Linked DNA regions of Homo sapiens: region 1 is linked to region 2. Evidence: chromatin contacts called from ENCODE Hi-C data. All regions are on one chromosome and are shown on one strand. The core of a region is the stretch at or near the end of the contact, and the rest is flanking DNA. Distances in the headings are between cores, read along the strand shown. Region 1 has its middle 36 kb from the start of RNF6. Region 2 holds the start of MICU2 (mitochondrial calcium uptake 2).

Evidence for each region. A loop is a pair of places that touch in the nucleus more often than their neighbours do. Pooled maps may share reads with other maps.
Region 1: a loop to region 2 is called in a pooled map, with 15 times the contacts of the local background. The contact joins the enhancer-like site here to the promoter of MICU2 in region 2. A Hi-C loop is called at or near these places in 6 of 50 pooled maps.

Annotation. Positions count from the first base shown.
Region 1 is chr13:26,185,248-26,187,947 of GRCh38, forward strand. It overlaps a transcript of RNF6 not described here. Among named protein-coding and RNA genes, the nearest start is that of RNF6, 36 kb to the right of the region's middle. RefSeq lists enhancers at 898-1,067, 1,118-1,167. Within about 2 kb of position 1,329, at least 34 of the 41 ENCODE cell types and tissues checked have a DNase peak (open chromatin) inside an H3K27ac peak, as active enhancers do.
Region 2 is chr13:21,602,879-21,605,578 of GRCh38, forward strand. It overlaps MICU2 (mitochondrial calcium uptake 2), which reads right to left and starts at 1,292. Exons shown (of 12, transcript NM_152726.3): 1 at 1,061-1,292. The coding sequence starts at 1,270. RefSeq lists enhancers at 386-1,005, 1,006-1,624, 1,406-1,475 and a silencer at 1,026-1,235.

The sequences.
Region 1 (2,700 bases), core at 79-2,578, 4.6 Mb after region 2:
CGCCTCGGCCTCCAAAAGTGCTGGAGTTACAGGCATGAGCCATCATCCCCGACCAAGGTATTATTTTTATTTTAGCTTTTTAAAATTTCTATTTGGTGTGCTCTTTGTAATAATACATAAATATATATATGAGCATGCATTACATTTTTATAACTTATAAATAAATACATATACATATACATTTGAAGTGCATTTTTTTTAAAAAAAGTTGTTACTTGGCTGGGCACAGTGGCTCACGCCTGTAATCCCAGCACTTTGGGAGGCCGAGGTGGGCGGATCACGAGGTCAAGAGATCGAGACTATCCTGGCCAACATGGTGAAACCCCGTCTCTACTAAAAATACAAAAAATTAGCCTGGCGTGGTGGCAGGCGCCTGTTATCACAGCTACTTGGGAGGCTGAGGCAGGAGAATCGCTTGAACCCGGGAGGCGGAGGTTGCAGTGAGCCGAGATCGTGCCACTGCACTCCAGCCTGGGCAAAACGAGCGAAACCCTGTCTCAAAAAAAAGTTGTTACTTAAAGTAATGCATTGTCAACAGAAGTGTAGAGGCCATGATTCTAAACTTGTGTTCTCTACGCCTAACTACGAACCTTGTGCCTTTCCAAAACCAAAGGTCACACTTCTGGAAAGTTCCTTCCTCCCTCACATTCAATATCTATTTAGAGAACACACACTATGTCCTAGCTTCTGCTAGGTTCTGAAAATACAGTAAGAGGCAAAAGAGCCATAGCCCCTCCCACCCCGTGCCCTTATGAAACTTGCAGTCTACATAAACATAGATATGAAACAAACACAAAATGTATGTTTTAACCCTAAAATGCGATAGGGAAGCCAGTCAGACGATTTACTCGGGAGTAAGAATTCAGGTCATTCACCAAGGCGCCCATGTCAAAGCTTCATCACCCGCCTCGCGGCCCTAAAACGTGTCAGAGTCATGATACACACAACGCAGAGGAAAAGTTCAAAAACAGATCTTAAAAAGAGAAGTGAAAGCAAGCGATCAAAACATTTCTGGAAATCTGACACATCTGGAGTGCCGTGTGGAGACGCCAGGGCGCGTGGAGCTTTGAGCAGTTAAAAACCCAGACCGGGAGGCCAGTGCGTGTGTAAGACCGCGTTTCTCTGCAAGGCTGTCCCGCGGCAGGAACGCGCTCGTTGGGCCGCAGAGCAAGAGCGGGACGCGCCGGGGGGCGTCTGCGTGGCACGTGGGCCCCGCAGCCAGTCGCGCTACCGACTGGCAGTCAGCGGAGACGCTTCGGAGCAGGTCTGTTAGGGCGCGCGCACACACATGCACGTGCACGAGCGCACGTACACGCGCACACCGCCAGCGCGGACCCTGACGGGGCCGAGCCTCGGAATTGGGCCTCCTCGGCCGCCGTCGTCTTCTCAGCTCTCACAGGGCCCGCAGCGGCGCTATACCTTCGGCCACAGGTAGCGCGTTCCTTCGCTGTGCTGACCGTCGATCCCGGGGGCGCTAGAGCGCCGGCTCCGGGGAGGGCAGGGAAGCGTCAGGGACCTTTCTTCTTCTTTTTTTTTTTTTCTTTTTTTGAGACGGAGTCTCGTTCTGTCGCCCAGGCTGGAGTGTAGTGGCGCGATCTCGGCTCACTGCAATTTCCGCCTCCCAGGTTCACGCCATTCTCCTGCCTCAGCCTCCCGAGTAGCTGGGACTACAGGCGCCCGCCACCACGCCCGGCTAATTTTGTGTATTTTTAGTAGAGACGGGGTTTCACCGTGTTAGCCAGGATGGTCTCGATCTCCTGACTTCGTGATCCACCCACCTCGGCCTCCCAAAGTGCTGAGATTACAGGCATGAGCCACCGCGCCCGGCAAGCGTCAGGGACCTTTCTAGAGCCTTGCTTGGCCTGAGGTCCGGGACTGGGGCTGTCCCCGCTTCCTGTTTCTGCCATCAGTGGGGCCACAGGCCTGAAGACGGCTTGTACCGCCACCTTGGGCGCCTCTGCTCCTGGCTGCGACGTGGGGCGTCCTAGCCTTCGGACCGGGAACCTGATAGGAGACGAATAGAAAGGGGGAAAGCCCTGGAAAATTAAGCCGGCACAAGAAGGGGGAAACGTTTGGAGGTCAGGCAAGGCTGATGGCCTTGGGGATCGCGGAGCAGGAGGCTTACTGGGATGTCCAGTGTGAGAATGTCAGCCCGTGAGCTCTGGTGTGCAAGAAAAATGCCTCTTTTCTGGATTTCAGGTGAATTTCTGACTCCTCTGGGCTACATACGACCACCCTTCCCTGGCCCCCTCTGGTGAACTGGTTATAAAAGAAAAATTACCCTAGTTCTTCCTGCGGTCCCCTCCCCAGGGATTAGGCCAAGTTCTGGAAGCTTATTGGGTGACTTAGTGGGTATGTTAATGGTTAAGTAACGTACCCAAGGTCTTATTGCCAATCAGTGGCAAAGTCAGGATTCAAATGCAGATCTCTTGGACTCCAGAGGCTGGAGTTTATTAAATGTTTAGCCCCAGCTCTATTTGATTTTGGGGGTTTTTTAAGACAGTCTCTATCTGTTGCCCAGGATGGAGTGCAGTGGTGCAATCTTAGCTCACTGCAGCCTTGAACTGTTGGGCTTAAGCAGTCCTCCTGCCTCAGCCTCCCAACTAGCTGGGACTACAGGCGTGTGCCACCACACCTGGTTCCTAGCTCTATTTGAGACCACAGTGGCCTGAAGTGTAAAGCACACTGGACACTAGGTGT
Region 2 (2,700 bases), core at 42-2,541:
TTACTAAGTCTACAAAAATTTTAAAGCACTACTCATTCAAATTTTCAAATGCGTTACAACATCATTTATCCTGAAATAGGGAACTTGAATCTTTTTTTTTTTTTTTTGAGACGGAGTTTCGCTCTTGTAGCTCAGGCTGGAGTGCAATGGCTCGATCTTGGCTCACTGCAACCTCCGCCTCCCGGATTCAAGCGGTTCTCCTACTTCAGCCTCCCGCCACCACACCCAGCTAATTGTTTATATTTTTTAGTAGAGACCGGGGGGGCGGGGCTGGGGTGGGGAGCGGCTTCACCATGTTGGCCAGGCTGGTCTCGAACTCCTGACCTCAGGAGATCCACCCGCCTCGGCCTCCCAAAGCCCTGGGATTAAAGGCGTGTGCCACCGCGCCCGGCGGACTCTTGTCTTTAATAGATGGAGGTTTTAGGAGCAATTTTTGCTTAGAACTTATGGTCCACTAAGATATTAAGGTTTATAATCATGCAATAATGTTCCTTAAAGTTGATAATAAAATCTGGAAATCAACTGGTTAATTTTTGTGGCTGACACATTCGTGACTTAAAAAAGCAATCGACAGAACTTCATCATGCTATACAAAGAAAAGATCGTAAAACTTAGTTGCAAAGCTTAACAAAGGTATATCCCACAGGGGTAACTGGACGCAAACCACCTGCGGATGTGAATGCCACTTCACTGACCAGAGAGGTAGCAAGAGGCGAGGCGCAGTGAGATTCTGAATTAGGAGCCTCGAATTAAGACACGCCCACACTCATCACCACTAAATTAGTGCGGCCAGTTTTGTGGGCCGTGGTGTTCAGCGTCCGCGGGGTTCTCCCAAGGGAGGCAGAATCTCCGGTCACCAGCCTCGAAGGCCCTCGGGGACTCAGGCCGGGGGCCGGTCCAGGAAGGAGCGAGTCCCACCAGTCGCAGGGCGCTCCGATCCGCAGCGGCACCTCCACCCACGGCTCCGGGAGAGCCGCCCAGAGCCAAACCACTCCCCGCCTAAGGGCGTCAGGGGAGGGAGGAGCTTGACTGGGGCTAGCAGAAGGAGTTAGTCCTGTACCTGTGCGGAGACTGTAAAACTGCCATCCCGCGCCGCAACACTGACGCGGCTGTGGTGCCAGGCCGCTCCTGCTCCTGCCAGGGCCGCGCCGGCCACTGCCGCTGCCAAGGGGCCGGGACTCCGCACAGCCTGTCGGCTGACAGCGAGCCCCCGTCGCAGTTTTCCGCCCCAGGCCGCCACCCGCGCGCAGCTACCCGCAGCCGCCGCCATCTTTGCGGAAGCGCAGCTAGGCGGCGCTTCTCTCCCGGCGCCGCCGCCTACCGCTTGGGAACTCTCGCGACATCCGACAGGCTTCCGCCCCGCCTACCGGGCCTGCGCCGTGGGTGCGGTTGCTGAGGCGACGCTCGCAGCCGCAAGAGGTGGCCTTCGGTTCCGGGGCTGCCTTCTAAGGCTGTGGGGATGGGATGACAGGAAGAGTATCAAGACAGTATAATATGACTTCCTAGTCCAAAACAAGATAGTGCCCTCGGTTGTGTGGGCAGGTTTCTCCTTTTCATTTTTTCACCTTGTAAAACTGTGAAACGTTTTTTGAAATAGTCTCTTCTGCATCTGTGTTGTTCATGTCTTCCTATGCTTATAGTCTTGACTGTTCTTTCATTTCTGCTAAAACAACTCTCAGACAAGGCATTCTGTTTATTTCAGTCCCTCACTATTTGCTTATAATGAATTTAAATTCAGTTTCAACAAAAGGTTTGATAGTAGCTCTTATCCTACCTAGAACTAAAAGTCAGAGACAGCAGCACACCAGCCCCATGTCTCTATCATCAGGGACCCAGAGGTTTTCCCCAGTGCAGATTTAGAACGATACCTCCAGTCCTGGCTGTTGCATTGGTGATAAGTGATGTAGCTGAGGCAGACTACTTGGTTTTATTTAACAGCCTCCAATCCTCCATTCTTTGGTCTTCACTTTTCCTGAGTAACTCTTTTTAATAAACTCTTTGTTCAGCCTCTGAAATGTCCCCAGCTATTAGAAGCTTTAGTTGGGCATGCAGTAACGGAGCCAACATCAAAGGGGCCAAGACTCCTAATCACATAATCACTGCTGTCTTGAAGTTTTGCACAAAACAAAACTTCAAGAAACAAAAACAAAAACCTGTCACACGAAATCTAATTTGATCATTCAGTGGAAGTTCCGTGGATCCCTTTGTTATTATCTGCCCTTAATCCTTGCTCCCTTTCTCTTAGCCCGCTTGTCTAAATTAATCTGCAGTCAGAGGTTCCTCACTTTTCCGTCAGCTTCTGGACTTACTTTTCAGTGTGCCTTCCCAGGTAGGAAGTAGAGAGATGAGCCTCACTTCACCGACTTGTGAGCCAGACCTCAAGGTTTGAATCTTAGCTCTACCAGGATGATCACTGTGGTTTGGGGCAAATTATTTAATCTCTCTGAGTCTCCATTTTCTCATTTGTAAATAACTCACGATTTGGTAGATGATCACTGCTATTTGGGGTAAGGTATTTAATCTCTTTGAGTCTCAATTTTTTCATCTGTGAACAACCCTCTTACAGTTTGGGGTGGGGAAGCTAAATGAGATATTTTATATAAAGTGACTAGCCAAATGCCTGGCACATGGTAGGCTCATGACAGATGTGCGTTTACTGTGGTCAAGGTTTGGTTTACTTCTGCCCTGTGAACACAAATG